Regions from separate parts of the Homo sapiens genome. Here region 2 is linked to region 1. Evidence: read pairs that join two places in POLR2A ChIA-PET (ENCODE). Cell type or tissue: Panc1. All regions are shown on one strand. Links, peaks and the distances in the headings refer to the core of each region. The heading gives the core; the rest is flanking DNA.

Region 1 (4,391 bases), core at 270-4,269:
GTTTTGAGATACTTGGCTCAACACGGAAGGCCTTTGAAGGTTATTACCAGGCAGTAATGAACACAGGTGTCCAGTCCAGGGGAGGGAATTCATTTCTAATATTTGTGCCCCTTCATAATTTATTTCAAACCTGTAAATGATGTCTGTGGGAAAGCCTGTCTCTGACATCTTCTAATAAAAAGACATTAACAGCCCCACTGAAGGCTGGTGCTGGCGGAGTCAGGTCTTTCCGGTTCCCATGGGGACGGTGGCCTGTGGCTACAGGGGAGGCTGGCCTGGGCCAGTGGGCATACGACTGGGAGGTCTTACATGTGTATGTGGAGGGCCTCCTTTGGTCTCCAAGTCCAAATGTGGCCTTGTGACTTCGCCATTTTGGAAAATTTGGCCAGCATTGCCCCTGGAAATGATTGGCTGAAACTTTAGGTACCCAAGTGCCACCAGCCAGCCTTTGTCAGGTACAAGGCCAAGCGTCCTCTGCAGACCCCTGAGTTTGCACCCCTTGATTGAGCCTTCTTATGGAAAGTGAGGCCCAGAGAGGTGAAGCAGGTTGCTCAGGAACACACTGCAAGGTGGGAAAGGAAGGATGGAAGCCTGGCTGTGCTCCCGCCCAACCCAGAGCCCTGCGCTGACCTGCAGCCTCCTGTCACTGCTCAGCTGAGCCTGGCGAGACTGATTACAGACTCTAGGTTATGACAGGATTTAGCATATGTGGATCAGGGGTCTGCAAACCATGGCTCTCGAGCCAAATCTAGCCTGCGGCTTGCTTTTGTAAATAAAGTTTTATTGGAACGCAGCCACACCTGTTCATTTCTGCATTGGGTATGACAGCTTTGAGAACAACAGCGGCCAAGGGATGCTGCCAACTCAACCTGACCTTCTGCTGTCATAACCGGCAGGCATGGTGTGGGCCTGCACCCTGAGCTAGCAACTGCTTCGTTCCACAGAAAAGACTTCCATCAGGGTATACGGGTTCGTCTGCAACTGGCTGTGAGTGCAGACAGCTTCCAGGGGCTGGGGGAGTGGCAGTGACTGCAGAGCATCAGGACCCAAGTCACCTTCACCTGCACCTTGGCTGCTTTAGGAAATGGTAATGGCTGGGGGGACCCAGCTTCCTAGGGCTCACGAGGGCCCCCACCGAGCTCACCAACATTGCTTATGCCTCCAAAGTAGAGAATTCGAGGACTCTAGAATGTTAACCATGGGAAGTCACTCTCTACTCCCCAGCCTCAGTTTCTTCATCTCTAAGGAAGATCACATCCAGTGATTGCTGAGGCTCTGCTCTGCAAGGCGGTCCATGGATCTCTATGAGTGACTGTAGAGCTTGGAGCCCTTCCTTTGATAACAGAAAACAGAGACCGAGAGTAGCTGTTCATCCGTGATGTGGGGATGTTAATGGCACTGCCCCCTTCCACACACACTGGATTGCAAAGTGCAAATTGAAGAGACATCCATGCTGTGGTGGCTAGGCAAGGCTGCCACATGTTAAGAGCTCAAGAAAGGGCACTGGCGGGACTGTCATTATTCGTGGTGTACTTGGCTCGGGGGCCCCGCCCATCAGACCCAAGACCAGCGATGCTCTTGGGCAAACGTCCCATGGGAGCTCCTGGATCCCCCCCAGACTGTCCTGGCTCAGTCATGGGCCATGCCCTCCTCCCAGTGGCTGCCTTCAGCCCCACACAGCACCTGCCAGCAGTCGTTCAGCATTATGGTGAGGGTAGGTCCCCGATCCATATCCACCCGCCCTCACCACCTCCGTGCCACCATCCTGGCCTGGCCACCGTCATGTTTGGCCAGGGCATCAGGGAGGCCTCCTAAGGGATCTCCATCCTCCTTCTCCAGTCCACACAGCAGCCAGAGGGACCTTTTAACGCAAAATTCAGACAGCACCACCCTTCTGCCTGCAGCAGTGCGCAGCTCCCCACTGCCCCTGGGTAACTCTACAGCATGGTTTCTGCCACCCCTCACCCTTGCCTACTGAATCCTTATAACATCATCTGTCTTCCACATCCTTAAACATGCCAAGCAAACCCCCAGCTAGGGGCCTTTGCTCCTGCTAGTCCCTTTGCCTGGAATGTGCCTTCTCAGCTCTTTTTGTGGCTGTCTACGTACCCTCAGGTGTCCTTTTAATCATCACCTTCACAGAGAAACCTTCCCTGACCTCCCACCCCCACCTCCACCAGGTGAGGCCCTCCAGCTGCTCTCTGTCATTGCTCCCAGGTCATTTTCTCTGCCTTGTTGCTTAAATCACAGTCATCTAATGAGTAGGCATTCCCTCCTTCACGGTCTGTCCCGGAGCAGGCGGTGGTGGCAGGACAGGGCTTGGGCAGTGCTGGAGGTGCGGGAACCAGCCCGCCAGAGCTGGCAGTGCAGTGTGGCGCTTGAGAACAAGGACTCTGGAGCTGCACAGCCCAGGGTGAATCCCGTACAAATCTCTTAGAAGCTGTGTCCTTGTCCCTGGACAGCCCTCTGGGTCTTAGTTTCATTTCCCCATCTGTGCAATGAGATAACAGCATCATCCACCATACTGGGATTCCGCTTGTGGGGGATAAGGGCCCTACTCATGCTGGCACTTGTTACAGAAGGAATGTAGACTCCAGACACCTCTGCCACCCTATGCCCTGGCCAGGAAAAACAACGGGACAAGGAGGAGCCGAAGCCAGCTGAGGGCCATGGGCTGCCCGGTGTTCCCCTCCCAGTGCGGTCCTGCTAAAAGGGACCTGGCCACCTGGGAATGGTGATGATAATTTTCTCACTGGGACTACCAGAGGAAAAAGATGCCTCCTGCACTGCATGAGTCTTAATTAAAAATGAGATTTGGTGTTCTCAATATTAAAGGGAAACTTTCATTTGTGTCCTGAAGCTGGTTTTGTTGTTGTTGTTGTTGTTTTTAACAGCTTTATCAAGGTAAAATTGACACACAATACTCTGGACATATTAAAAGTGTACAATTTAATAAGCTTTAGCATATATTTGCACATGTGAAACACACTCATGATGGAACATATCCATGCCCTCAAACATTCTCTCATGCCTCTTTGTAATCCTTCCCTCTTGCCTCTAGAAGGATTAGTTTGCATTTCTAGACTTGTTTATAAACGGGATCATATGGTGTGCATTTGTAATCTGGCTTCTTTCACTTGGTTATGATTACTTTTGATCCATCAAAGTTGCTGCGCATATCAAAGTTCATTTCTTTCTCTTGCCAAGTAGCATTCCACTGTACGGATGTCCTACCCCTCGCTTATCCTTTAGCCCTTTGAGGGGTATCTGGTCACTTTCACCTGTTGGCTATCTTGAATTACACTGCTAAGTATGTTTGTGTGCAAGTTTTCTGTGTGGACATATGCTTTCATCTGTCTCAGGTAAACATCTAGGAGTGCAATGGCTCAATCATATAGTAGGTGTGTATTTAACCTTTTAAGAAACTGTTAAACTGTTTTCCAAGGTGTTTATACCATTTCACATTCCCACCAGCAGATGATGAAAGTTTCCATTTCTCCACATTTTCACAAGAACTTTATGGTCAGCCATTTTCATTTTAGCCATCCTAATCAGCATGTAGTAGTATGCCACTTTGGTTTTAATTTGCACTTCTTTAATATGCAATGATGCTGAGTATCATCCCCTTAACAGTATTTTGCAGGGCAAAAGTTTTCAATTTTTATGAAGTCTAACATTTTGCTTTTATAGATCATGCTCTTGGTATTAAGTTTAAGACCTTTTTGCCTAGCCCTAGGTCCTAAAGATTTTCTATTTTTTTCCTAAAAGTTTTATAGTTTTAAGTCCATGATCCATTTTGAGTTAAATTTTATATAAGGTATGAGGTTCACTTTTTTGGCCTATGGATATCTAAATTGCTTCAGAATCATTGTTTGAAAGGTTATTTTTCCTCCATTAAATTGCTTTTGCATCTTTGTTAAAAGTCACTTTGGCTTATACGTGTAAGTCTATTTCAGAGTTCTCGGCTGGGGGCGGTGGCTCACGCCTGTAATCCCAGCATTTTGGGAGGCCGAGGCAGGTGGATCACCTGAGGTCTGGAGTTCGAGACCAGCCTGGCCAACATGGTGAAACCCCGCCTCTACTAAAAATAAAAAAAATTAGCCAGGTGTGGTGGCAGGCGCCTGTAATCCCAGCTACTTGGGAGGCTGAGGCAGGAGAATCGCTTGAACCCTGGGGGCAGAGGTTGCAGTGAGCCGAGATGGCACCATTGCACTCCAGCCTAAGCAACAAGAGCAAAACTCTGTCTCAACAACAACAACAAAAAAACAAACAAACAAAAAAAAAAAAACCAGAGTTCTCTATTCCATTGATTCATGTATCTGTCCCTCTGCCAATATCATACTGTCTTGATTATTGTAGCTATATATTAAGTCTTAACATCAGGTAGAGTG
Region 2 (4,391 bases), core at 236-4,235, 91 kb after region 1:
TGCTATACTGGTCTCTCTGCTCCAGTGTCATTCTCCCCTCCTGCCAAAGGGTCCCAACCCTTAACGCGACGAACCCCTCTCTTACCCTTCTAGTCGCACTGCAGGGGCTTCTAAGCCTTTGAGAGCCAACCTGCCCTGGCCGGGTGAGACTAACCCTGTCTGAGTCATTAACATCAGCCTTCTGCAGAGGACCCGGAACACCACATCTGCTGCTCCCAACACCCTTGTCCAGGAGCTGCCCAGGCCGACTCCTCACCCCGTCCCACAGCCAGCACAGGCAGGCACACGGCAGGGCTGCAGCAAGCTCGAGCCAGAACTCTGGCCGTGGCCCCCTGCCTTGAATCTGGGACATGTCCCTCCTCGTAGCCCTCCTTCCTCCAAGAAACAAATGGGAAACTCCCTTTCATGGCCTCCATTGCACGTGGGTGCAGCCTGGGGCCTCTCACTGCCAGGTGGACGAACCAGGGCAGGAATCCTAGCAGAAGCCTGTGAGGTGAGGAGGGGGCACCTCCAGGAATCCACCCTGGCAAGAGCAGGGCCACGGTGCCATCAAGGGGCCACTGTGGCACACGAGCTGGTGTCCGGTGGAGCACGGTCTCCAGGGAGCGGTGTTGAGGTCTCAGCTGGGCACCATGCCTGACCATGCAGCTGGTTTTCTGACCTTCCAGATGGTGTGCGGCACCTGGCATTCTGGAACTTCTCTTTCTGTGTAAAGAGCAAGAGCAGGTCCCAGTGTTTGCAGCTGAGCGCCAGGACCGACGTCGGGCTCTGCTGAGCACTAGCCGAATGAACAGGCACCCGAGTGAACGGATGAGTGGAATTTACTGCACCCATAAGTAGAATCTTGAGCCCTGTGCCTGACCTAGACTAGGCCCTCAGACATGGTTCAGGGCTGGCAGGATGAGTAAGTGCCTACTGAATGCAAAGGCTGCAGAGGCGAGAGGCAGGTGGTGGGGATGCAGCTCCTTGTGCACCATCTGGCAAGGGAAGAGAAGGTGACTCTTTACCACCAACCCCTCCCCTGTGCCAGGCTCCTGCAGTACACAAGACAGGAGCATGGAGGAAAATCAAACCAAGCCTCCGCCAGTGGGATGGAAAAGGTTTCCAAATAAACCAGCGGCCAAGGCTCAGAATGGCTGACCAGAGGCCTTGCCCAGAGGACAGAGAAATCCACACGGCTGCCTGATGAAATCGAGAGGACACGCCAACTAGATTAGCACAGATCATCAGCCTACAACCAAAGTACCTGCTCCAGGAGCACACGGAGCTTTGGCGCCCACCTTCAGGCTCTGGCCATGCCAGACATCATGAAGGGCAGCCTCAGGCTCCCTCAGAAAAGCAAAGAACAAGAACTGCAAGAGTTTCGTTTAAAATCCATGTTAAGTCTGAACAGCTTCACAATTGCAATTAGCCAGACAGAGCTCTCTGCACATTTGAGAGGCTTGATAAACGCCTCTTTGGTCCTGGGGCCGAGGGAGGCAAAGTTGCACAGATAATAAAACACCAGGGCATTACCAAATCTTCTCAGCATGGATGACACATGGATGTGTTGATGGGGCCCAGAGAAGGCCGACATGGCCACTGCACTCCACCCCTGGCACGGGCTGGGCAGAGAGGCCGGTATGATCAGCAATTCCCACATAAGCTCAGAGCCCCTCCACAGTGGCTGATGCCATATAGCTGGGGAGCAGCTGGGCTGAGAGGAGAGCCCGTTTCTCAAACGTCTCCTGTTGAGAAGGGCCAGGGACCTTCAGGCAGGATCTGCTGTGGAGCTCACAGAACAAGTATCCTCCGAGCCCCAGAGCAGACCAGGCCCGGGGCTTCCAAACCAAATCTCTGTCTCAGCCCTCACAGCCAAAGTCTGCTTCTCTTAGTGATTCCTAAACATCCAGACACCATGTGCAGGGGATGATGCCCTCAAAGACGGGTAGAGCCACTTCCTGGGGCTGGGCAGGCCCTCCAGAGCTCTGTCCAACACCTATTGGAAATGCCTTTAAGTGGGCGTGTCCTTTGGCCATTCTAGGAATCTATCCAAAGGACACAGTCATTGCACAAAGATGCAAAGATTGGCAGTGACCAATTGCTCAACGGTAGGAGGTTGCATATGTAATAACAGCACCCATGCAGTGTGGGAAAATAGGCAGCCAACAGCGCAGCTGTAGAACAGCATTTCCCAACCAGCATCCCCTACACCAGCAGCCCCATGTGAGCTCCCAGAGGAACACATGGTCAAATATGTTTAGGACTCATTACCAGCAGGGGACAGGGGGCCCTCGGAAGGGGCCACTTGAGCCAGCCACATGAAGGGACGGCTTACAGAGGGCAGGTGAGGGCAGGGAGCCCCCCAGAGACACACCCAGGGCTAGCAGAGCGACGAGCTGTCCACTCCCTGGACCTAAGGGATGAGAGGGAGCAGTCACCTGAACCCAAAGGGATTGCAGAGGGGAGCTGTGGCTGGGGACAGGGGGACCGCAGGAGGGGCTAGAGAAATGAATATCCCAGCCTCTTTCCATCCTGCCCACTGATCTCCCATCAGTAAACCCACCAGAAAGCTGGAGGGTGCGGAAGCCAGTGAGAGAGGGCATCCCTCCAGGGCACAGAGTATGGTGAGCAGTGGACAGTGGGTCCAGACAGACAGATGGACAGAACACCCGGATGCACTCTCTTCCCCGTGGAGAAACAAAATGCTATTCTATTCATTAGCACATGGAATACACACATTTAACTTCACTTACCCCTGCCCACTCCAGAACATATGGACGCTTTCTCCCGATGAGTTTAGGTCACACTGACCTAGAAGAGTTAATGGCATAGGACACAGCATATCACGACGCAGGCAAGGTGAACACACTGCAAAACTTAGCTGATGACAGGAGCCCAATGGTGGTGACAAAGGATTTGCCATGGAGAAGAGCCCTGAAGGACATTCTCCCCCATTACAGATGACAAAAGATGATTTTGATTTTATTCTTAGTGCTTTTAAAAAAAAAATCCAACTGAACAGAGTGAACCTGACTCAGGCTTTTTTGCTTGTTTTGTTTTACAATTCAATGACTTTTGTAACTTTCACTGAATGGTGCAATTACCACCATAATGTTAGATTTACAATGTTTTCTTCTCCCAATGAGATCCCTCATGCATTTACATCCAATGCATTCCCTTATCCATCTTCAGCCCCCAGCAATCACTAATCTACTTCTATCTCTATGGGGTTGCCTTTTCAGGACTTCCATATGCCACAGTCTGGTGGCGGGGCTTCCTCCACTTGGCATTGTGTTTTTGAGGTTTATCCATGACATAGGGTGCACCAGCAGATCGTTCCTTTTCAGGGCTGAGTAGTAGTCCACTGTGTGGAAGTACCAAGTTTTCTCTCCATTCACACCATTTTTTTCACAATGCTTCTGCCTTAAACCACTGGGAGGGACTTGCTCTCCAGAAAGAGAGCATAATGGAGGCACCTCCACAGCTGGTCCAGAAGCCTTGGGTCTGGCTGGCTCCAAATTTCCCCAACTTGATTCATTCTAGGCCCCATCTCCAGTTTTGTGCCATGTCCCTATAAACTACTTAGTATTTTCCTTTAAATTGCCTCACTCCTTTACTTAAATGTATTTTGAAAAGAAAATTCACTTTTATTTATATTCACATTTTAAATGTAAAATACTATCATTACTTGAAATAGAAAAGAATGCTCAAAATAATACCAGGAACACAAAACAATGACATCACATTCTTGCTCCAGACTCTTGCTGTTTCACCCCAAGCTGATCCCTGAAAGAGGCCCAGACACCAGACTGGCACCAAACTGAGCCACTGTCCCATACAGAACCAGAAGAGCTGGAAAGACCTGGGATGTAATGACCTGACCTCTACACAGCACCCGAAGCATCTAGAAGCAGCACCATCATCACATGCTAGCCCCCCACCTAAAGTCAGGTGCACCCCTGGCTTCCGAGGCCCCCTGGCAGCTCCGGCATTCTAGGATTCCAGGATTCCCACATGCAGAGGCTGGGAACCTTGACAAAGCTGTGTCGGGGGTGGGAGCAGGAGTGACCTAGCACCTCCTGTGTGCTGACTTCCTTCCACATGCACCTATGGTGCTCCCAGGTGTGCGAGGCCTGGGGCAAGGCATGGGTGGGGAGCGGCTGGACCTTGCTGTGCTGAATCCTTGAAGTTGGGATCATTTTTTAATCCCATTAGTCCCCAGGGTCTGGCTCAGTGCTGGCTATACAGCAGGTGCTCATGGAATGTAGAATGAATGACTCATAGGTGTGTGCATGAATGAGCTGGCTGGTGAGAGAAAAAGACAGACAGAATAACTCATCTGAAAACTACTCGAACCATTCAAAAGGTGCTGCTCTCCAAGGCAACAGAGTCTTTGGCGGGAGGTGTGG

Evidence for each region. Peaks named below come from ENCODE experiments on the same cell type or tissue, not always from the same donor. Only the 100,000 strongest peaks of a DNase experiment are listed, where the experiment ranks them.
Region 2: POLR2A ChIA-PET joins it to region 1 with 6 read pairs; 2 of 35 experiments call an interaction of 5 or more read pairs at or near these places.

What each region holds. Positions count from the first base shown.
Region 1 is chr3:13,123,168-13,127,558 of GRCh38, forward strand. It overlaps a transcript of IQSEC1 not described here. Among named protein-coding and RNA genes, the nearest start is that of IQSEC1, 52 kb to the left of the region's middle. In Panc1, for the core only: no CTCF peak of the experiment used is centred there; no DNase peak of the experiment used is centred there.
Region 2 is chr3:13,214,114-13,218,504 of GRCh38, forward strand. It overlaps a transcript of IQSEC1 not described here. Among named protein-coding and RNA genes, the nearest start is that of IQSEC1, 140 kb to the left of the region's middle. In Panc1, for the core only: no CTCF peak of the experiment used is centred there; a DNase peak (open chromatin) is centred at 2,040; H3K27ac peaks cover 357 bases.